Regions from separate parts of the Mus musculus genome. Here all the other regions are linked to region 1. Evidence: chromatin loops called from intact Hi-C (ENCODE). Cell type or tissue: heart. All regions are shown on one strand. Region 1 overlaps Grk5 (G protein-coupled receptor kinase 5). Region 2 holds the start of Grk5 (G protein-coupled receptor kinase 5). Region 3 overlaps Grk5 (G protein-coupled receptor kinase 5).

What was found. A loop is a pair of places that touch in the nucleus more often than their neighbours do. Peaks named below come from ENCODE experiments on the same cell type or tissue, not always from the same donor. Only the 100,000 strongest peaks of a DNase experiment are listed, where the experiment ranks them.
Region 2: a loop joins it to region 1, with 2.7 times the contacts of the local background. A loop is called at or near these places in 4 of 42 quality-filtered maps.
Region 3: a loop joins it to region 1, with 8 times the contacts of the local background. A loop is called at or near these places in 3 of 42 quality-filtered maps.

The regions. Positions count from the first base shown.
Region 1 is chr19:60,989,767-60,997,766 of GRCm38, reverse strand. The region is part of intron 2 of Grk5 (G protein-coupled receptor kinase 5); the gene reads right to left. Among named protein-coding and RNA genes, the nearest start is that of Gm22520, 20 kb to the left of the region's middle. In heart, no CTCF peak of the experiment used is centred here; a DNase peak (open chromatin) is centred at 3,346; H3K27ac peaks cover 90 bases.
Region 2 is chr19:60,887,608-60,895,607 of GRCm38, reverse strand. It overlaps Grk5 (G protein-coupled receptor kinase 5), which reads right to left and starts at 5,859. Exons shown (of 16, transcript NM_018869.3): 1 at 4,977-5,859. The coding sequence starts at 5,028. In heart, CTCF peaks have their summits at 3,237 (motif pointing right) and 5,883; DNase peaks (open chromatin) are centred at 3,257, 5,437, 5,877 and 6,317; H3K4me3 peaks cover 3,377 bases; H3K27ac peaks cover 3,946 bases.
Region 3 is chr19:60,936,154-60,944,153 of GRCm38, reverse strand. All of the region lies in intron 1 of Grk5 (G protein-coupled receptor kinase 5), which reads right to left. Among named protein-coding and RNA genes, the nearest start is that of Grk5, 50 kb to the right of the region's middle. In heart, no CTCF peak of the experiment used is centred here; a DNase peak (open chromatin) is centred at 4,093; H3K27ac peaks cover 1,081 bases.

The sequences.
Region 1 (8,000 bases):
CTGAAGATGGGGGGTGGGGGGGTAGATGTTGGAGGGACAGAGGCTGCTCACATGTTATCTGCCTCCTGGGCCCTAACCCAGGTCAGGTTAACAGTGTCTGCAATACAAGTGTGAAAGTGGACACAGAACATTCCAGAGGAAGTGAGAGCAGCAGAGAGAATACTATACTGAGTGCTCTGATATAGTTTAATGTATTTTAGACTTTAAAAAGACAACACTGAGGACAGGAGATGTGGCTCAATGCTACAGTACCTGCCTAGCATCCACAGGCCTTGGGTTGAATCCCAGGTACTGCAAGGGAAAATAAAACCAGTGTTGCTTCTCAACACTGGGAAGAAGGCTGAAAAGGCTACAGTGAAAGCCAAAGACTTCATCTGAACAGTGTAATGGCCAAAAATGTAGGGAGTGGGGGTCAAGATAGCTCAGCCAGTAAGGGTATTTTATCACCAAGCCTGGTACCCAAAGGTGGAAGAAGAGAAGCCAGGCAGTGGTAGCCCACGCCTTTAATCCCAGCACTTGGGAAGCAGAGGCAGGCGGATTTCTGAATTCAAGGCCAACCTGGTCTACAGAGTGAGTTCCGGAAACCCTGTCTCGAATAATACAAAAGACAAAAAACAAAAGATGTCCTGATGGACAGACACACACACAAACACACAAACCCACACACACACCATACATACATACACACACACACACACACACACACATTTACATGCATATGCACACACACACATGCACGCACAGAAAGCCCAAGTATAACATGAGGTAGAGTTCTGCAGGGCTTTACAGCCAAGGGCTTATGGTCAAGATAACCTGAAAAACATACACACAAGATATACATTCAAGAGAGGAAAAGACTGAACATATGGGCTGATGTTGGGTTGTGGGTAAGAGGTGAGTTCCCAGTACTCCACTGATGCAGTCACCCACCTACAGAAGGGCCACAATGAGAACATAGACACTATGCTTTGTTCATTAACATGTTCCTAATTATAGATACCTAGTAAATATGACATATGGAAAAGGTTTTAATGACAGGGAAAATACTTTTATATCATGTAAGAAAAAACAATAAATGAGGGAGTAGATTGATGGAAGAGAGCTTACCTTGTAAGCATGCCTTTGATTCCTCCAAAGCCAATGTTTTTAAAAAATAGAAAGCCAAGGGTGGTGGTACATGTTTACAATCTAAGAATTGAAAGGGCAAGATACACTAGCAAGATTTTGCTGAAAGGACCCAGATATAGCTGTCTCTTGTGAGACTATGCCGGGGCCTAGCAAACACAGAAGTGGATGATCACAGTCAGCTATTGGATGGATCACACAGCCTCCAATGGAGGAGCTAGAGAAATTACCCAAGGAGCTAAAGGGAACTGCAACCCTATAGGTGGAACAACAATATGAACTAACCAGTACCCCGGAGCTCTTGTCTCTAGCTGCATATGTATCAAAAGATGGCCTAGTCGGCCATCACTGCAAAGAGAGGCCCATTGGACTTGCAAACTTTATATGCCCCAGTACAGGGGAACGCTAGGGCCAAAAAGGGGGAGTGGGTGGGTAGGGGATTGGGGGGGTGGGTATGGGGGACTTTTGGGATAGCATTGAAAATGTAAACGAGGAAAATACCTAATTAAAAAAAAGAAAAGAAAAGAAAAAAAGAAAGGGCAAGACAAGAAGATCTCTGGGCTTGCTAAGTGGGATGGGATGTCCTCTGGCCTGCATACACAGGTACATGTGTACTTACACACACAGAGACACACATTAACCTGCACAATATATGTATTCCCCCCAAAAGGGGCAAGAAATGAAAAAAGAAATACACTGAGGGAATATGTGCAGGTGTAGCTTGGTAGCAACATTCATTCAGGAAGCCCATGGTTCACTCTCAAACACTACAATGGAGGAATAAGAGAACCAAACTGTGTGTAGGAGAAGCAACAAGGAAAATGACAGAAGATATTACTTAAAAGTCTTAACTACGAGCCTGGCAGTGGTGGTGCACACCTTTAATCTCAGCACTTGGGAGGCAGAGACAGGTAGATCTCTGAGTTCAAAAACAGCATGGTCTACAGATCAAGTTCCAGAACAGCTAGGGCTACACAGAGAAACCCTGCCTCAAAAATATAAAATAAAATGAAATAAAATAAAATAAAATCCAAAAAACGAAACAAAAATACCCTCAACTATGGCTGGACCTGAGTGGTGAGTTTAATGTTTTTTGTCAAAAGTAATCTATGAGTTGCTATCATTAAAACAACAAAATGAAGAACTGGGAAAGACCATACGACATGGCTAGGAAAATAATCCTCCCACAGACATTCCTATGGCCAGTGAGGACACATCAGCTTGAGCCTGTAAGAGGAAGGAAGGTGCCACTTCAAAGCTACAGAACCAAGATCTTTCAAACTCTCTCCCTTGAACCCCATGGAACCCAAGATAAGGCATGGTGTGGGTTCAATTGAGCCTTTTTAAGAAGTTAGGCTTGGAGTCCTAGCCTCTAGTAACCCAAGATATGCCCCTACTTGGAAGTAGGGTTTTTATAGAAGTAATGAACTTTAATTAGAATCATTAGGATAGATCTTAAGCCAAAAGAACTGGCACATTTATAGAAAAGGGAGACTTGAACACACAAACCTATTCATATGAAGAAGCAGAGATGGGAGATACATTTACCAGGGAGCACAAAAGTCCTCGAACTGCCAGAAGCTGGGAGGGGATGTTTATAGGGAGGGTTCAGCTCTGATAACACCTTGAAATTGAACTCCCTGCCTTCAGAACCGTGAGACAATAAGTGCTGTCTTTGAAGCTGAGCAGTGTGTTTTGTTACAGCATCTCTGGCAAACTGATACAGTGAGTGAAATTTCCCTTGGAGTTGCCTTATCAAGTCCCTTGTCTATATGATTTCTAGAAAATGTGAACAGTGGAGTTTCAAATTTGGTTTTAGTTTTAGCTCTGAAATAAAGTTTTATACAGAAACACAAGTATAGAAAGTAACTAGGGCCTGGTCAGGTAGATACCTGGCAAGAATCCCACACACTTTGTACAGAGTAGCCTCTGACAACCTGAAGTCTAAATCATCGAGAAACCCCTGCCAGAACCCCATCCCAAGAATTGCCAGAGCAGAAACCCACTGACCAACTTCACAAAGCATCTCGTGAGTGCAAAGCCCAGGTTATTCCTTCAAGAGCACTAAGCCTGTCATGAAGGAAATAAGAAGGACCTGGAACCTAGAACTGATCCACCTTAACCCTCCCAGTGTGCTGGCTGTACACATGTCACCTGATGCTCTAGACCTACCACATCTAAAATTATCTTGCCCTCCAAGGACAAGCAGATGCTGGGCTTTATCAGAGCACGGTTAAGTGGTAGAATAACAGATGTGATGTGCCCTTATCACCCCAAGGTTGGCAGTGACGTCCACAGACACTTGGTTACCCTGGTAATAAAATCAAGAGCTCACTGCCAGTCTGACAGTCTGAAAGGCACTGGGTCACTCATGTGATTGTCCCCTCTGGCCTACAGACCCCTCTAGGAGCTCAAACTCACCAAGTAATAAGGTAAAAAGTCTCTGTAGTAACTGTGGAAACCAGCCTTCATTCACTGAGTGTTTTGGGGGTATTGAGGGGACTTTTGGCTTTTTTGTTGTATTTTTTTCTTTCTTTTTTTTTTTTTTTCTTTTTTTGGTTTTTTGAAGACAGGGTTTCTCTGTGTAGCCCTGGCTGTCCTAGAACTCACTCTTTAGACCAGGCTGGCCTCAAACTCAGAAATCCGCCTACCTCTGCCTCCCAAGTGCTGAGATTAAAGGTGTGCGCCACCACTGCCCAGCTTTTGTTGTATTTTTCTTGTTGGCTTGGTTTTTTTCTTCTTTTTCTAAAAATTTTGTTGTTGTTGTTGTTTTCTGTTTTTTGGGGGGTTGCTTTGTTTGTTTTTTGGTTTTTCAAGACAGGGTTTCTCTGTATAGCCCTGGCTGTCCTGGAACTCACTTTGTAGACCAGGGTGGCCTCGAACTCAGAAATCCGCCTGCCTCTGCCTCCTGAGTGCTGGGATTAAAGGTGTGCGCCACCATGCCCGGCTCTAAAAAAAATTTTAATTAACTTATTTACATGTATGAATGTTTTGTGTGCATGTATATCTGTATACCATGTGCATGCCTGATACCCAAGGAAGCCAGAAGAAGGTATCAAATCTCCTTAAACTGGAGTTACAGGCAGTTGAGAAGCTGCCATATGGATGCTAATAATTGAACCCTAGCACCCAGTGCTCTTAACCACTGAGCCATCTTTCCAGCCCCAAGTTGTGTTGTTTTCTTTTGTTTTGTTCTAACAGTGTCTCAATGCATAGCCCAGTCTAGCCTCAAACTTGTGGCAATCCTCTACAGCCTTTACTGTTTGAATTCTGAGATTGTACTTGTGTGCTATCAAGTCTGTTCATACTTAGTTTGTAATAATAACAATTGCATGCCTTCTTTTACAAATAAAATTCAGACCCCATGTGCCAGACTCAGTGCTCAGGTTTCTGAGACATATGTAAGTTTAAGAAAACCTCCTAACCAGAAAAGAGGTCTGGACAGGAAGGGTATGATGTTTTCCAGTCTTGTGTGGTATATTGTATATATGTTGATAGGAGGTAGATACATGGGGACTTATGGATGGGAGAAGGTAGTCCATGAAAAAGAGGGCTCAGGTAATTCCAATTCCTGGGACACTGAACCCACTTGTTGAATTAATAACGGCTAATTCAAAGTAGTCAGTATGGTTTGGGGTTTTCCTAATAGTGAATCTATCTTTCCCTCTGGGAACATCCTGAGAAAAGTTAATACTTTGGTTTGTGGCTATCTCCACTGAGCAACTCCATTTCTCCCAGCCTTCCTGCCCATGAGTGCTGGGGCACATGGTGACACACTAAGCACAGTAGCCATTTTCTTTCGATAGCCTCCTTACAAGTGCCACTCCTGCTGGGGTTAGGGAAGGCTTTGATTTATTATATAGCTTTTGGATACTTCCTTCAGAAATACTGCCAAATGGTGAAACAGTCAGCCCTTTCACTCAAGTCCTTGTTTACTTTTTTTTTAAATAAAAGAATAAAGTATGAAATGATCCTGAGCTAAATAAATAAAAATGCCACACTTTTGCCCAAACAGAACCATCTGCTTCACTGAGAAATATTTGCAGTCCTCAACGATCTTTTATCTTTAAGATGACGTTTTCACTCTTTCAAGCTTTGGAGATTCAGAGAACTTTGATTTGGGTCCTCTAACAATTTTACATGAACAATTAGCCTATTAACTAATAAAACTGGAATTGAGCCCTATCCTTATCTCTCATGCAGCTGTGACTGCAATCTCTTAGCTCATGTCTGGGGCTCACAAGAAAAGCAGATGCAAACAAGAAGGAATCCCTGTCTTAATACTTATTACTGCCAATCACTGTTCTGGTGTCTAGGCCAAGAGAGTAAGATATAGCCAGCCACTTCACCTGTCCATCAACCCATCCATCCTTCCACCCATCTGTTCTTTTCTCCATCCACCTCACTGTACCACAGTAAAGATTCAAATGGAGAGAAAGTGCGGTGGTTGAGATCCTTGAAAAAACTCACATAACAATGTTATGGGAGGTTAAGAATGATGCTACTTCTTCCAGGAATGTTCTAATGGGTGGAACTGTTTGCCACTATTCTCGATCTCAACAACTGGTCCCTCACTATCATAGAATGTTCTGTCAGGTATCACATCTCTGTGTTAGTCATTGTCTTGTGCTCAGCCATGATCACGCTTCAGAGGAACAAGAATATGTTTTGCCTGGTGGGTTGTGACCTGGTGGGTGGCACATAGCAAATACAAAATAAGTATTACTGACTAAGTAGATAAGTGTGCAATGCACAACATACAAGACACAATAAAGAGAAAGATGGAAACATCTGTTCCTTGGAGGGAATAATGAGTCTCCATGATCTAGTACTAGTTGGAGCATAGGGCCCAATGTTTGCTGATGGTACTAGGTAATGGAAAGTTATAGTTCAAAAACCAATGGATTATACTGTTCTGAGTGGGTCAATCAGCCCTGAGACCCTGCCCACTAATTATAAATTGGAAAAGGAGTTTTATATAATATGTTCCCAGTTCCTTGAGTTAGGGATTCTCTACAAAGCTAACATCACTGAGTTAAGTACTCAAGTTGCAGCTTTACAGGGTCATGGGCTAATCCAGAGCCCAGGCCTGCCTTCCTAAACAGTGTACAAAAGACCATGGTTTGGTACATATCACCATGCTAATATTCCTAATCTTTGAGAATAAGAGTAGGAAAAGTGTTAAATTAGATACTTTCAAGTTTAAACCCTTAAATCTAAACTTTCATAACTTTAAGTCAAAAAGATTAGCTAAAGTTAAATTTACTCACAGCAAATACATCATAACTTTTTTTTAAAAGACTACTAATTTGAAATATTTTGTGTCAATCTTTATCCAGCCAGTAATTTATAAGATCTATTATGTGGCAAGCAGTACTTCAGGAGTAAAAAGGTAAAATACAGCCACTTCTAACTCAGAACAGTTGGTCCAGTAGAGAAGACAAAAAAAATACAAGTAAATGAACAAATGAAGATGACTTCAAAATGGGGTTATAAACAGAGGCCATTCAATAAACAGCTCTACATGAAAGAACATAATTATAGCAGACTCTTCTTTAGATGGCTCCTTGTTAGAGGTGATGTTTAGTCTGGAACCTTAAAGTCCTCTGGCAAAACAAAGTGTAGGTAGAGGGAATAGCTAGGGCAAAGGCTCCAGAGCTGAAAGCAAGAAAACACAGGACAATAAAGTGCCCAGAGCATCTGTGAATGGAGGAGGGAGTGACCAAGGGCACTGAGGATGCACTGCAGAAGGCAAGGTAGAGGCTGTGATGCCAAGGGACTGTGTTCTCCTATGAAAAAGATATCATCTAGCCTTTCACCAAGGTCTACCAAAAATTCACACTTCCTTTGACCACAAAAGTATACAATGCCCACAGTGATATTAGCAGTGCCTGGGACTTTTTACCAACAGAAATTGCAAATCTACTCATATTGTAATTGCTGCAGATATCCAAAAATACCACTTACGTTCATCACAGATGCAAATACACAATAGCTATTAATCAACTGTTAGACCTTGTTATTTCAAGCATTAATAAAAAAGCACATACATTTCTAAATTTTACATTGTAAAAGTATTTAGTAACTGTATATGAAAAGAACTGGTTTCCTTGGTAACTCTGCTATTCTATTTTGCATATGAAAAAAAGTATTATTCTGAAAAGGGGTCCTCAGGCTTCACCCTAGCCAAAGCTTTTTGTCACCCATGACCTACCACCCACAGGTCAAGAGTTAGAGGTTCATTCCAAGCAGGGTAGAAAAATGAATGTGGGGCGGGGGTGCAACAGAGGAATAATTGTTAGTTTCTAACGTCATCTGGGGGGCTGGGTAGAGAGGATCTGTGGCTGCCCAAGGCAATGCTGAAGGCAGAAGTCTGTGGCTTTTAGTAACCACTGTTCTAAATGATTCTAAGGAGGCAGCATCTCAGGGTCTTTGTCAGCTTGACTCCTTTCTCTTATGGACAGCCTTCCCACTGCACCATCCCACACTGCCTAGTTGGCCCTTTTCAGTGCCTGTCCTGGGACACCTTCCCAGGAAGCTTCAGAAAATGAGCTCATGTGTGCATAAGAAAAACAAACTTGGTGTTTGCCACTGTTTGGTTTGTGTATTGGTCTAGAAAAGAAATGGGATTTTTATGTAAGAAAGCCTTCCAGCAGGACCCCAGCAGCTGCTGGGCAAACACCACAGCGACAGACTATAAACAGGCAAAAGGCCCAACTCCTGGCCCAGGCCCATATGCGACAGACCCTCTGCTTACATCGGCCTTCTTGTTTTTTCCAGTGTCTTCCCCACTGCATCAACACACAGAGGCTTTTCAACATTCTCTCAGAGAACCGAGAATCATTTTCAAACGGGAGGCCTGGTTCTCATACTCA
Region 2 (8,000 bases), 100 kb after region 1:
GGCTGCTTTCACACATGCCAGCTGCCAAAACGAAAGCTATCACTCTTCTGAGTCCTCAGATTGCAGAAAGAAGCTTTGGGTAGCTCTGTCTCTCCTTCTGACAAGTTATTCCAACAATGTTCGAGCTCCAGCGTCAGAAACTAAGGACTCAAGGGGAAAGCAGGCTTTTAATCTGCCATGGAATTCCAAGCCTATCAGCCTATCAAAGGCAAAGCCTTCTTCTCCCAACCCTAGACACTGGTTTCTTTCCTCCTGTTAGCCTCCCTGGCTTCTCCCAGGCCCCAAGTTCACCTTCTACCAGGTCCCTAATCTTGATCATCAGAAAGATACAGGCAAAAAGTCACAGCCTTATCTAGGAAATTTTTCTTGTACAGTCCGGTTTTCAGAAATTGTAACAAATAGTAGAGTCATTCTGTTCCAGTGCTTGCTAGCCTGAAAAGCAAGGATATATGTCCAGTTCTCCTGAAATCTCTATAATCAGATAGGACTATGACTGCTAGCCTGTGAAGAAAGGAAACGTAATTCTTGTAAATGTTCCTCTCACCAGTACTGCTCCATAGCAATACAACAAATCTAGACAGTAAGAGAGAAAAAGAAAGGAAAGGAAAGGAAATTTTTACTGCAAAATAAACCAAAAAGAAATAAAAGGCATTCTGCAAACACTCTCACTACCAATATTTCAACAAGAGTTTGCCTGCCAATTTTCTGAGATTCTGAAATGTAAATAGATAGAAGACATGGTCTTGGTCCCTTTTCATTAAATGCTTAATCACTTAGCTCATTTTCATAAATTGGAATGAATTTTGTCTCAACTTATTTCTTTGTTCCTTAACTATTTCTTAGGAAAGCTTAATGCCTAGCTAGGAAAGATCAAAACAAACTTGATGCTTTCTCATACAAGACAAATAAACAAGTCACACAATACACTTCAGTAGGTTTAGCATTTTGAAATTATATTACCATATTTTGTTATTTCAAAACAACTGAAGAGTTGGCTTAGCAGTTAAAAGCACTGGCTGCTCTTCCAGAGGTCCTGAGTAAAATTTCCAGCAACCATGTGGTGGTTCACAACCATCTATAATGGGATTTGATGCTCTCTTCTGTCACACAGGCATACAGGCAAATACAGAACTCATACACATCAAAATACACAAAAATAAATAAATAAATAAATCTCAAAACAACTCACAAAATTGAAACTCAGAGGCAGGCAGATCTCTGTGAGGTCAACCTGATCTACATAGTCAATTAGCAGGGATGCACAGTGAGAAGAACAAGAAAAAAGAAAGCAAACAAATTAATTTGTTTCTTTGTTTTGTAGGTTGGTTGGTTGGTTGGTTGGTTGGTTGGTTGGTTGGTTGGTTGGTTGGTTGAGACATTGTCTCATTAGGCATATTCCTGACTAGCCTAGAACCCTCCATATACAGGAGGGGGACCTCAAACTCACAGAGACCACTAGCCTACCTCTTGTGTGCTGGGATTAAAGGTGTGCATTGCTACATATGCCTAGCTTTTCACTCTTAGTTTTAATAAACTTTCACTATTTAAGGAAAGAAGTCTGGGCATTGTGGCACAGATCTGTAAATCCCAGCACTTGGGTAGTGGAGGCAAGAACACCAAAAATTCAAGGCCAGCCTGGTTGGGGGTTTAAGGTCAGTGTGGGCAGCACAGACCTTGTCTCAAAGGGGAGGTGGGGGGGGGTGGTCAAAGGTACTCACTATATGGACAAATCACTTTACAACATTCACAAAGTATATCTGTCTTTCTTTCAGGTTTGTACTCTTTGGAACAAATGTGACTTTTATTTGAAAGCCACATTTAAAATTGTTTACAATGTATTTTGGGAAGAGAACTTGCTTAAATTTCACATTCACCAATTATATTTCTCATCTGTAACCATTCAAAACAATCTTCAAGAAGTGTTTTTAAAACATTTTAAACAACTTGGTGCTTTGGAGTTTGCTTGTTTTCTATGTACTACAAAATCTATATTAGTTACTTCACTAGCCTAGCTAGAATTTTTCTTTCTTTCTTTTCTCTATTTTTTAATAGTATCTCATATTAAACTTGGACATCAACACCAAGACAGGGCGGCTGACCTTGAATTTAGGATCCTCCTATCTACCTCCCAAGGGCGGGATTGACAGTCCAGTGTAACCACACACAGTTTATTCCTGATAGGGATCAAAGCCAGGGGGTTTGGTGCCTGCTAGGTAAACACTTTTATATCCTAGCTTTTTTTTTTCCATCTATCTTTCTCTTCCTCCCTTTCTCAATTCCCATCATTCCCCCCCCCTTTTTTTTCCTTTCCTTCCTTCCTTTTACATAAATGGAAAAATAGTGCTAGGGACCAAATCAAGGCCTTTTACATGCTAGGCAAAAATTCTACCTCTGGAAACATTCATTTCTGAATATCTAAATAATACAGTTATTTGGAGAATTACTAAAATTCAGTAAGATGACTTTAAGTAGAAAACTTTAAAAAGAACATGTGTTTATTTCTAGACTCTTCCATGTTAATTGGGATAAGTTTAAAGCCTCAATAAAGTCCTAGTCTTTATTGAACAGAAGTACTTAAAATTGTAGACTCTTTTTAGACATAAAAGGGGAAACGTTAAATACAAGTTTTAAAATTGAGCTTCCATGTACATGATTAATTTATCGCTCATATGTCAATTTCTCTGTTTCCTTGCAGGCAAAGCCCTCTCATCTGGAAAGCATTCTTAAAAGCTGTTTCTCACCAGGAGATGTCTATTGAACTCTCACAGGAAAACTAAAAGACTTTAAAAGGAAAAAAAACAAAGGGCACATTCTTGAGTACTTCTAATCACAGTAATTTGGCCCCAATGGGAGTCCATCATTCCACTTATACTTCTAGTCCACAGCTTTCCTCTCTAAGACTCCGGAAAAACCTATATACTAACCCGATAAACAAAAATACCAGCCAGTATTCAGTAAAAACAGTGGAGATAATAACTGGAGATGGGGAAAACTTTCTAACTCTAAGTGAAACATTCGCAAAGAAGTCAGTGCTGAGGGAATAAATAAATGTATAGCATAGAGAATCCAAAGGAGCTAACTCCCGGGAAACAGAATAAATCAGTGGAACATACAAAGGCCTCCATGCCCAGAGATTCCCATAGAATCATACCCAGAGATTTCCCAAGAAATAATTTTAGAATTAATAGACAATTTGCCCAACCTGGAGTCCTGAGATGTACCATTGTGTCCCACCACTAGGTGGCAGGCTGCAAAGCTTGCAGGCAGGAGCTTTCTTCTTCACCTCCAGACACTGTCCCCATCCCAGTGAAGAACTGCCTACTCTACACCTAGTATTACTTCACTAAAAATATCAGGTTAGTGGAGGTGAGGGGACAAAAACTTTAGTCCCACCTCTAAATAAGTTAGGGGAAAGGGCAGTAGAGGAGGGAGACCTAAATATCTGAAACTCTACTCAGATTTCAGAGCATTTCCTCCTTTGGGGACTTCCAAAACAAGCCTTCCAGGTGGCTGTTTTAGGATGACAAGTGACCTCAAAGTGTCAAGATGAGTTGCTGAAATATAGCACAAGGTGGGTTGTATACCACCACACACCATGTACTGAGCCACAAGGTGGTGGAATGGGCTGGATAAACATGAGTTGTTTTATTGCTGGCCAGAAAATCTTCCTTCATTCATCAAAGTGGCTGAATGAAAACATTATGAAGTAGGGATGGCATTTTCCCGGGCTACTTGCAGAGAATCCTTCTGAAGGGAAAAAACTTACTCTGTCTGCCCTGGATATCAAATACAATTTTCTCCCAGGACAGGAAAACAACAACAACAACAACAAACCCTCCCCCTTCTTATAGAATGGTTGCACACCAGAATCCAAATCTTGGCAAATGCGATGTTACATAAATTCCAAGTTTTCCTAAATATGTATGTTTACATTCATGTAACACAAACCTTTTTGGACATCGAAGTTTCTGTCACCCCAAATACTTTTTCAAATCAAAAATCAAAAATCAAAATGCCTGGTACTGGGTATTACTAAGGATCTTACCTATTCCTGACAGCTAAATGCAGAAATTTAGTGAGATGCATACAAAACACAGCAGCACACTTGTCTATAACTAAGCCTTATCTACCTCAGGGTGGGAGCTGGGGTGGTTAATAACAACAATCCACCCTAAAAAAATTTAAATTATTTTCTCAGTGACTTGTAAAGCCGCCCTTTCATTATTCTATAAACTGGCTAATTCCTCAACATCTTACTTTGCCTTTAAAAGGCTTCCTTCCACACAACGACGGGATTTCCCTAAGAAAATTTCCCAGAGGATGATTTCCACCAATAGTCTTTATCAACTCAGCCTGCGCAAGCAAAGACTTGGTTTTTGCTAATTCCAATCCCACAACACACACACACACACACACACACACACACACACACACACATACACGAGAGAGAGAGAGAGAGAGAGAGAGAGAGAGAGAGAGAGAGAGAGAGAGAGAGAGAGAGAGAGAGAGAGAGAGAGAGAAGAGGATTGGAAGAGAAGAAACAGAGGAGAGGAGAAAGAGAAGAGACAGAGGAGAGAGGAGAAAGAGAGAGAGGAGAGAGTTTTTTCACATTCTTAAAACCATCCCGGGCCAACTCTAAAGACTGTTTTATTGGCACGTTTTCTTGCTTCTATCTCCTAAAAGAATGCTTTTCCAACTGCCCTTTCAACAGCTGCGGAGATCGAACGATTTCTAAGGTTCAGTTGGAAACTAGAGGATATTTTAGCATCTTAACTCGTCCCTGCAACTGTCTTTGCCCCGGTCCCTATCTTCTGAGCCCAAGGCTCAGAAGTCTCTCAATATTTGCAGACAGATCTCCAAGCTGTACCACTCGCACCAACTCACTGTGAGCATCCTGCACGCCCGCTTGTCACCCGACACCCGCACCCCGGCCCGCGGCAAACGCGCCGTGCACGCACCGGACCACCCGAGCTTACCTTCCCGGGCTTTCAGCAAGACCGTGTTGGCCACGATGTTTTCCAGCTCCATTGACAGTCGGCAGTCAGCGAGGGAGCCGGCCGGCTGTGCTGTCAGCGTCTGGGGTGATGCCGCTGCCGCTGCCACTGCTCGAGCTGCCGCCGCTGCTGCCAAACCCCAGAGCAAGCAGCCTGCCTGCTACCGCATTATTCTTTCTCGGAGCCCGCGGAGTTTCCCCCTCTGCACCGAAGAGACGCCGCCGCCGCTTCTTCCTCCCTCTGTGTCCCCCCTCCCCCCTCCCTCAACACTTTCCCCCCCACCCCCCACCCTCCGCGCGTCTCTGTCACTCCATTCTCCTCCCCTCCGGCTCCCTCGGATGCTTTAATGCTTCGGATGCTTCAGCCTCCCCTCGTTCCCCTCCCGGGGGTGTGGTACTCCAGGCTCGAGCCGCTGCAGCGCGCAGGCGTCTGCCCGGAGGCAACTCCCACCGCGCGCTCTGAACGCGAGGAGTGCTGGGAATTGTAGTCCCGCGTCTGACGGGGCGAGGGCTCTATTGCACCGGGACTGTGGAGCAGGACTGCTGCCGGTATGGCGCTGAGCCCAGGCGGCCCAGCCTCGCCGGCAGGAGTCAAAAACGACTCAGCCAAAACGAAACCCCCACTCCTGGAGCGCAGAGTCCCTTTCCTGTCCCGCCAAGATCCGAGAAAGCGGAAAGCACAAGCCAAGGCGGCAGAACGCTGCTGTGGGAGGCCCAGGAGTGAGCTGAGACCCGAGCGAAGGCGCGCTCCTGGGGTTCCGCGCGGCCCGCCGTCTGCCGCTCACACGCGCCAGGTCTCTGACAAAGGTGCACTTTGTTTCCGGGCAGCAAGGGGTTCGGCCAGCCCGGGGCGACCTGGCGGCCGCTGATCTCTAGGCACGAAGTATGCGCGCCCCCTGGCGACGGCGCGTCTATGGGAACCAGAAGGCAGGCGCCTGGGACTCTCGGGATCCCCACGCACAGAGCAGCTTCACTTTGCAAGCCCGGGAGCCCAAAACCCCAAGATTTTCATTATAACCAAACATATTGTAGTCGAATTACTAAAAACACATAAGAAATCGAATCTTCTGTGGAAATGTTGATGAGTAACAAGCCAAGCCAGCATGAAAAGGCATTCAAATTCCAGGCTTGTTTATCTTGGAGCACTTGGCTCCTTACACTTTCAGAACCTCGGACTCCAGATCTGGTCCCAGCTCCTCTTTCCCCAAAACTTCTAATGCTGGGAAATTAGCTGTCCGGTCACCTGGAGTCTTTCGAGGAGAGTCCTAAGAGCTGGGGGCGGGGCTGCCAGGTCCCAGGGAACAATGAGGCCTTTGCCTCCTCTGGGCCTTTCGGGCCGGATATCCGTTCTGAAACTAGTCTGAGGCTTCTGTGTCCAAGAGAAGGAAAAGCCGGCTGTCCCCAGAGCAGCCAGGAAATAGGGAGGGGCCTAGAGAAATGGAAAACAGTCATTAAGCATTGGAGCTAATGGTGTTTTAAGTGTGGTTACCAGACTAGTGCTGGTTCTAACAGTTAGTGATAGTCTTTTTCCTAGTGGGTATATCTGCCACCACCACTTGCCTAGTGTCTGGACTTGGATCAGTGGGCCTCACTTGTCTACAAGAAGAGTTAAGTTTGCTTGTCAGAAGACAGAGAGTTGAGCAAACAACTTGAGCACCTGACAGCACAGGAATTACTACTGTTCTAAGCAATCTAAACTTAGACTTTACTACAGACTCTCATTCCCAGAGCCCCAACGTGTGATGAAGGAATCTCTCTCAAAAAGAAAGTTATATGTAAGTACACTTTAGCTGTCTTCAGACACATCAGAAGAGGGTGTCACATCTCATCTCCTTATGGATGGTTGTGAGCCACCATGTGGTTGCTGGGACTTGAATTCAGGACCTTCAGAAGAGCAGTCAGTGCTCTTAACCACTGAGCCATCTCTCCAGCCCGTTTATTGACTTTTTTCACCATTTTTTCCCACTTTTTTTTTTTTTTTGAAACAGGGATTCATAAAACCCAGGCTGGCCTATAGTTCCTGATTCTGCTGCCTGGGTCCTCTGTAAGAGCAGTGAGTGCTGTTAAACACTAAGCCATAATATTTCATCTCCAAAACATTTTTGTTTTGTTTCCTTTTTTGATAAAATTTCCTTGTGTAGCCCTTGCTGTCCTGGAACTAGCTCTGTGGATGAAACTGGCCTCAAACTCAAAGAGATCTGCCTGTGTCTGCCTCCCAAGTGCTGGGACACCACTGTTGGAGTTCCATAACATTTTTTTTAATGATTAAGTTTGACCTGGTTACAAACTTCCTGTGTTTACCAGTCCTAAAGATTTTTAACAATGCAGATTCTGATTAAAATGCAGATGTAGATCTAGGGCAGATCCTGAAATTTCTGTGAGGAAACACACCACCCTCTTGAGTAGCAAAGCTCTGTTGACTGTAACTCATACCACTCTATTTTCTAATATCCAGCCCCAACCCGAGTCAGCAGTAGTTTTCCTCTCTGGTAGATAGAAGCATGCTTGTTTGCCTCTCTGTAAAGGCCTGCCTTTCTCCATTTTACAGAGATATGCAGATCCAGAATAAGGCCCAACAGATACAGCAAGTGGGTCTTAGCTTGAACAGTTCTCTCTCCACTACAGGGTGATACATCTTTCCTACAAAATAAATGGTTGTAGGTCAAGTTATCTGTGCCTCTCTGAGGAAATTAGGACATTCCAGTGCAAGAATGGAACAATGATAGCATTTATTCAACCCCAGTGGGGAACCAGGCCTGTGCTGTTTGACATGGATTATCAACTTGAACACAACGTCCGGATGAGATAGGAAATATAGCTGTATTTTGTAGATAAGAAGAGGTTTTATTATTTTCCTGGGGTTACACACTAGTAAGTAAAAGTCCTAGCAATGGAGATGCATACCTTTAGTCCCAGTGCTTGGGAGGCAGAGGCAGGAAGACCTCTGACTTCAAGGCCAGCCTGGTCTACAGAGTGAGTTCCAGGACAACCAGGGCTACACAGAGAA
Region 3 (8,000 bases), 54 kb after region 1:
TATGGTTAGCTACAACCTCTCATTTACTAAACTAGCATAATCCCTATCAACAATCTATAAACATTTGTCCTTAAATACACATATAACTGTAATCTTCACCTCTCTTTAAAGAAACTATTTGTAACAGAGATCATTACTGAAAACCACAATCAGTCAAAATGCAGAATTGTGAAGTCCTATCCCAATGCATATCTACAAATTCTTACACCTAAGTTTCAGGGAACATTGCAAAGGGGTGGTAGAAAGATTAAGAGACACAGGATAAGGAAGCTTGCTATAAGATTGTATCTTCTAAAACTCAAGAAAAATGAAGACTGAAGTGTGGACACTATGCCCCTCCTTAGAAGTGGGAACAAAACACCCATGGAAGGAGTTACAGAGACAAAGTTTGGAGCTGAGATGAAAGGATGGACCATGTAGAGACTGCCATATCCAGGGATCCACCCCATAATCAGCATCCAAACGCTGACACCATTGCATACACTAGCAAGATTTTGCTGTAAGGACCCAGATGTAGCTGTCTCTTTTGAGACTATGCCGGCGCCTAGCAAACACAGAAGTGGATGCTCACAGTCAGCTAATGGATGGATCACAGGGCTCCCAATGGAGGAGCTAGAGAAAGTACCCAAGGAGCTAAAGGGATCTGCAACCCTATAGGTGGAACAACATTATGAACTAACCAGTACCCTGGAGCTCTTGACTCTAGCTGCATATGTATCAAAAGATGGCCTAGTCGGCCATCACTGAAAAGAGAGGCCCATTGGACACGCAAACTTTATATGCCCCAGTACAGGGGAACGCCAGGGCCAAAAAGGGGGAGTGGGTGGGTAGGGGAGTGGGGATGGGTGGGTATGGGGGACTTTTGGTATAGCATTGGAAATGTAAATGAGCTAAATACCTAATAAAAATGGGAAAAAAAAGTAAAAACACTCTTAACATGGAAAAAACAAACAAATAAACCAACTCCTTATGATAAAAAAAAAAAAGATTGTATCTTCTAGGAACAGAAGCTACACCCAGATAGTCTCACCAACATGACTGCCCAAACATGAGCTGAACAAGAATGACACCAATGGACATGCCAAACTGGACATGAGAAAGCCTGTAAGTCCTTAACCCCACATAAAGAACATTAGACAACTGAGGAAAGCTGGGCTCAAGAGAAATGGTCTTTCCCAGAGAAGAGTACAGCAATTGGTTATTCAGTGCCAAATGATCAGCCCTGAAAACATACATACAACTAAGTAATACATACATACAGACTGAACAGGCTATAAATTTACAAAAACTGTATGACAGCACATGTTTGTAAAGAAGGGTTAGAAGTTCAAAGTCATCTTCCGCTAGGTGGAGAGTTCAAGGCCTTTCTGGGCTCCCTGAGACACTACCTCAAAAACAAAAAAGTAACTATCTAAACACGTCACAATTTACTGTCTGCAAAGGAAAGGTGGGCAGAGGAGACCAACCTTTCTTGGACATCAATAGATGACTGAAGACCATGACCTTAAATGAGTCATAGTCTCCTGCTCCCTCCATTTCTCCTTCCTTTACAATGGGCTCACTGGCCACAATGGCCTTTGGGACCCTCCAACTCAAGACACTAAGTGACTGTAAAAGTAGCTCCCCAAATTACTGAGAATTACAGGAGAGCCATTTCAACACATGTACTTCATCCTCTCCTACCATGGTTTGGTCTAAGTTAAAGGAAGCTGGAAGAAACTCAATGTCCAGTTAAAGAAGCCATAAGATTTTCTATTAGGTGTCTAGCTTCCTGAACGTCCTACTTTTTCCTGGAAGCCCTACAAAGGGTCCGTGTTTTTAGCTATCTGGAAATTACTGTGTCCTTGAAAATGCATGTGTACCTGCCTACACTCACAAGACAAAGTACCACCTGGAACTCAAACACCCAGCACCTGGGAATCCCTTTTCACCATAGAAGACTCCCAGAGGCTTCTGGGAGATACTGCATTTTTCTCAACCACAACCCTAACCAATGCTCCAATTCATGAACCAGGAACTGAAAGTGGAGGCATCAAATCCATATTCCTGCTCACTAGGACACTTTTGGTTGTGAATCAGGAAAAGGATAAAGTGGAATAACTCCACTGAAAGGAGGCCCGGGCAGCAAGGGGTCAAGAGTACAAAAATCCATCAATCAACCGCTGATGCCTCCTGAACATCAGCAGAGGTAGCCAGCCTCCACTCCCACCAAAGATCCTGCCCCAAGCCTTTCCTTTACAAGATATGGTCTCTAAAGCAGTCTTGTGATATGCTTGTGTGGTTGTGTGTATGCATATATGTGTGTGCAAATGAACTACATGTACAGGCATACACTTTATTTTTGAGACAGGGTCTCTTAATTAAACCTGGAACTCGCCGGGCAGTGGTGGCGCACGCCTTTAATCCCAGCACTTGGGAGGCAGAGGCAGGCGGATTTCTGAGTTGGAGGCCAGCCTGGTCTACAGAGTGAGTTCCAGGACAGCCAGGGCTATACAGAGAAACCCTGTCTCAAAAAAAAAAAAAAAAAAAAAAAAACCTGACTAGGCTAGTTGGCCAATTAACTCTAGAAATCTGCCTGTCTCTTTCCTTCCAGCACTGCAGTTACAGACCCACGATGCCAGGCTTTACATGGGTGCTGGAGACCCAAACTCATGTCTTTATGATAATGCAGAAAGTACTTTACTAACTAAACAATCTCCCCAGGTCCCCAGGACAGTCTTGCTACCCACATATCTGCCATAAAACCTAGCCTGATAGATCACTGGCTACCTCCCCTCCCCATACAATATGATGCACTTCATTCTGCCAAACTAGGGCCTAACCTGGCACAGTTACCCAGGTATAGCGCTATTTCAAGACAAGGTGAGAGTGAAAAAAGACAAATGGCTCAACACTCATGGGAGGGATGAGGACTGGAAATGCACAAGTCCAAACAGGGCACAAATTCAAAACTACCAAAATCTAAGCCAAAGGTTCTCGACTCCCACCCTGAGTGGTTTTTGCCTCCAAGGGACATTTGGCAGTATTTGCAGTCAATTTGGGTTGTAATAATGAAAAAGATGTTCCTGGAATCCAATGAGTAAGACTAGTGGTGTCAATAAACACTCTACAATACAAAAGCCAAAGAATTCCACAGCCCCAAACACCAACAGTGCCAATGTTAACACATGCTTCATAGGTGTCTGTCTTTTGGAAGTTTTTTTTTCCCTTTCTTTTATTTGTTTCCTCAGACACCTTTCATCATTACTCTGTAAGATACAGCAAGAAAATAGCATGGCAGTACAACAATTACAACTGAAGAGAAATACTTGAGACCTGATAGAGCACTAGTTTTTCCTGTTATGGTGACTTAGCAGCTGGTCATAAAAGGAAAGGTGCACCACTTGGGAAACAGATAACCATACAAACAGACTTAGGCTGACATTCCAAGGTGTCCTTAATAATTGAGGGAACCCAGAATGGCCATGATGCCATCAACACACAACCCAGCCTTGGGTGTTCAGGATGTCGTCTGCTTTTTGTTTTAATGTGGTTTTAATCAGGGAATCATGATACATTCATTGTTCCTCCAGGAAATTCTGTCAAATGTTTTGCATTCTTCATAGAGAACTATTGTCTATGCAAATTAAGAGTCCAAGTTTTAAAACTCAGACTGGACAAGTAACATTTTCTTGTTTTCTTAATATCATCATGAAAAAAAAGACAAAGAGGAGGAAAGAATGCAAATGTTCTTCTCTGAAAGTGCTCACAAACACAGAAGCATTTTCCCCTCCTGCCCAAGGTCAGGAATGTAGGGGAAATTTGTTTTGTAGGCATGCCAATGGAGCATGAGAAGGTCTGTTGAAAAGGCCTAGGACAGGGTACAGGGACAAACCTAAGAATAGCCTTTTCCCTCAAGAAGGGTTATCTATTAGAACAGTATCATGCTCGGCATGACTGAGCAGCACAGACTATGACACAGAGATCCAGAAAACACAGCAACATGAACCATTCCAAATCCTCTTGACTCAGAACCAGAGGAAGGAACTAAGCCACACCCTCTGACATTCACTTCTGCTTTTTCACATGGCTCTGACCCAGTTATCAAGATGTGATTTGGAAACTATGCAGATGGAAAATGTAGCATGTCTGACACCTCCTTCAACCTTTCTGGAAGCAGGGTGGGTGGAGTAGAAAGCATCACAGCCCCCCTCCACACACCCAGCTTTTGAATTTAGCTTCCAGACATCCATGGAGCTCATTTACTCTGAACTCCTCAGTTTCTTCATCTGTAAATGTTTTTAAGATTTCAGGGCCTAAGCAGAGATCTTCTCTCAACAAAAAGAGGAGCATGTTCTGGCTAGAAGAAAGCACTTTCGGGAGATGATTAACCCAACAAGATCTGGGCATGAGATTCTGAGGGGAACTATGGCCTGATCCTGAAACAGATCTGTGGAAGGGGGCCTGCAGGACCTATCAATATGCCATTTACCAGCAAGACTGCTTCCAAGTGTTGGTGATAAGCATGTTTGACAATAATCTGAAGAAGAAAGAAATGAATTCTAGTGTTCAACTCACTCTCTCTACTTTATACAGTCTACAATCCAAACCATGGAAATGTTCCTAATTACCATGAGCAAGTATTTCCAAATACAACTAAGACCATCTCAATCCTCCACAGGCATACCCACAGCCCCATCTCCCAGGTGATTCTAGCTTCTGTCAAGTTGACAATTAACACTAAATTATAAGTACTAACTTGACCTATGTCAGGGGTCAGCAAATGTTCTCTGCAATAAACCAAATGATATAGGTCAGTCACATTCAATCAACCCTTCTGCTGCAACTCACAGACAACATATCAACAAGTAAATGTGACTCTATCCCAAAAAACTGTACTTATAATGATGAATTCTGAATTTCACGCATAGAAAACTATTTATCTTTAATTGGTTTTTCTGTTATTACAGCCATTTAAAAATCAATAAATCATTTTCAACTTGCAGGGTATTCAGACACATAAGGAGAATGGACCTGGCCAGAAGGGCTCATCTGCCAATCCCTGCTCAGCTCATTCTCCAAAAGTCCTGCTTCAAAGCCAGGCAATCCAAGCATTAGTACATTAACCATTTCTTGCTATCATTAATTCATCTAATAGAAAAAGAAAAGAATAAGAGAGTGACAGCAGATATAGCTAGGGATGTGAGGCAGTGATGGTTTGAGTCTGAAATACCCCAACTCTGGTGTATGTTTTGAATGCTTGTCCGCCAGTAGTGTCACTACTTTGGTAGAATGTAGAACCTTTTAGGTGTTGGGAGATAGCTGGAAGGTCACTAAGAATGGTTCTATTTGTCCACTATAAGCACTCCTAGTTCCTGGTTCACTATGATATGAAAAGTCTTCTTCATTCTCCAGGTGTTCCTACCTCCATGAACTCTATCTAACATGTCCTTTCCAATATGATGGACCAAAACCCTCTGAATGAGCCAAGTTGTCAAGTATTATGGTCACATAGAAAAAAAAATCACCCTGAATGAGGTAACACAGATACATAAAGATAAATGTGGTACATATTTATGTATAAGAGGATATTTAGCCTTTAAGTAAATAATCAAGCTATAATCCATAGATGCAAAGAAACTGGGTAAAGATAAGGGATCTAGGGAAAACATAGGATCTCCTTGGGAACTAGAATAGATTTTATGGGCAGACTGGGAGAGGCTAGGGATGGGAGTAGGGGATCAAGTGGAAGGGGGAGATGGGGTAAAGGGAGAGAGTAAATGAGAAGATGGCTAGAATTGGGTGGCACTTGGGGCAGGGATGGGGAACAGTGGAAACTTCCTGGAATTTATGAAGGTGATCCTAATGAGGACGCTGAGTAAATGGGGATATGGAGTTTCAACTGGTCATCTCTTAACCAAGCAAGGCTTCCAGTGGTGGGACTAGGTTACAGTCAATTAAATTGTTGGTGAAGGAGTTCCATGGAAACTCCCAGCCAACCTAGGCTGTTGCTAAGACAAGAGGGGGCTCTCTACAAAGTGACAGTGGGGCCCCATTGCTGAAGACAATACCCACACAACTCACTGAACATGAAGAAGTCAAACTGGTGCCTGTATGGAGCCCTCATCCCTATTTTCTAATCTCTTTGGTACAGGAAAGTGCTCTGCAAGTTACTGAAAGAGATATATAGACACCAACCCTGCTATAAAACCTGTCCATTCTGTACAATATGCTAAGGCAATGGTGGCACAGAACTAGTAGGAGGAGCAAAGCAATGTCTGATTTGACTTAAGGCCCAGTCCACACAGGGAATCTACAACCATCACTCCTTAGGTAATCAAGAACCAGAGACTAGATGGTCCAGAGACCTAGGGTAAAACCAAACACTACTGATCTTAAAAAACAAACAAACAAAAACAAAAAAATGGTTCCTAATGATACTCTGCTACACTCATAGATCAGTGCCTTATCCAGACATCATCAGAGAGGCTTCACCTGGGCAGCAGATAGGAACAGATGCAGAGACCCACAGCCAGATATTATGCAGAGGTCTCCATCAAATCCCTCCCCTCTGAGTTCAGTGAATCCTACAAAGAAGAGTCAGAAAGAATATAAGAGCCAAGGGGGATGGAAGACACTAGAAGAACAGGCCCTCTGAATCAACCAAGCAAAGAGCTCAGAGACTGAAGCAGAAAGCACAGTGCCTACATGGGTCTACACCAGTTCTTCTACATAGATAGAATAGCTATTGCTTAGTATTTTTATGGGACTCTTGACTGTGAGAATGAGTGGTTCTCTGATTCTTGTGCCTGCTCTTGAGATTCTTTTCCTCCTGTTGGGTTTCCATGTAATAAGACAGTTTTTCCTTCAATATGGTAATTTTTGCTTTGTCTTATTACGTTTTATTTTGTCATGTTTGGTTGTGATACTTAGAAGCCTGTTCTCACTAAGTCTCGTGAGGGACAGAAAGTAGCTCCAGAGGAGAGTCGAGTCAGGGAAGAATGAGGGGTAGTAAAGGAGGGGAACTATAATCAGGATATGTTGTATAAAAAAGAATCTATTTTTAATTCTTAAATGTAAATAAATAAATGAATAAACTGACAGTGAAGGGGGAAATAAAAATATTATGGTCACATAGATGTCAAAGTAATATGATGGTAGACCACTTAACTAGCATGTGACAGACCTCAGTTTGATATCTAGTCAAAGAAGAAAGAAAAAGAGGATGGGGAAGAGATGAAAACAGAAAGGAAGGAAATGGTTTAATCAATTATGAATAGAATGCACACATGCACACATAGGCAGCTATGAGGGAACTCTACACATTTATGTGAAAAAAAAAGCAAACTTATGATCAACACACATGTCAGGATTCTGTTTATATTTTTTAAAATAAAGGCAGAGCTGAGAACCTTGCTTAGAAGAAAGGAATTCTTTAACATGTCTGGGGCTCTGGTTAGATACCCAGCACTGCATACTTGCATGAATGAATGAATGATGAATGAATGAACAAACACTAACTATACATATATGGTACACATGTTCTCACATATTAAAACATTCATTATTTGGAAAAAGGCCTACAAGGCACACCACTAAACTTCAGCAGCCACAGAGCATCCTGCGTGTATGCTTGGAATGCACCCCTAACTCTCATGCCTTTTCTATCCCAAATGCATCCTTTTACATAGCAAGAGAGAAAAAATAGTGTTTCTAGCCATAAAACCAAATTTAGGAATATATTTGAAGCACTGTGAGTCCTTTGGCACATATCCCAATCTGAACAAAAACTGGTTACAATTAATTACACAGGACAAAGACATTCTTCCCAGAGGGAAAAACAAGCAGAGGCAGTATAACAAAAAGTGAACACAGCTTAAAACTCTACATGTAATTTTTAATGGCACTACATGTGATCCAGCTTTCTGGAGACACCAACCTTCAGACAAAGGTCATTAGTGTTAAAAACAGCCAACGTTTTCATCTGGGGTTTGATAGTTTAGACAAAATCATCTCCACCA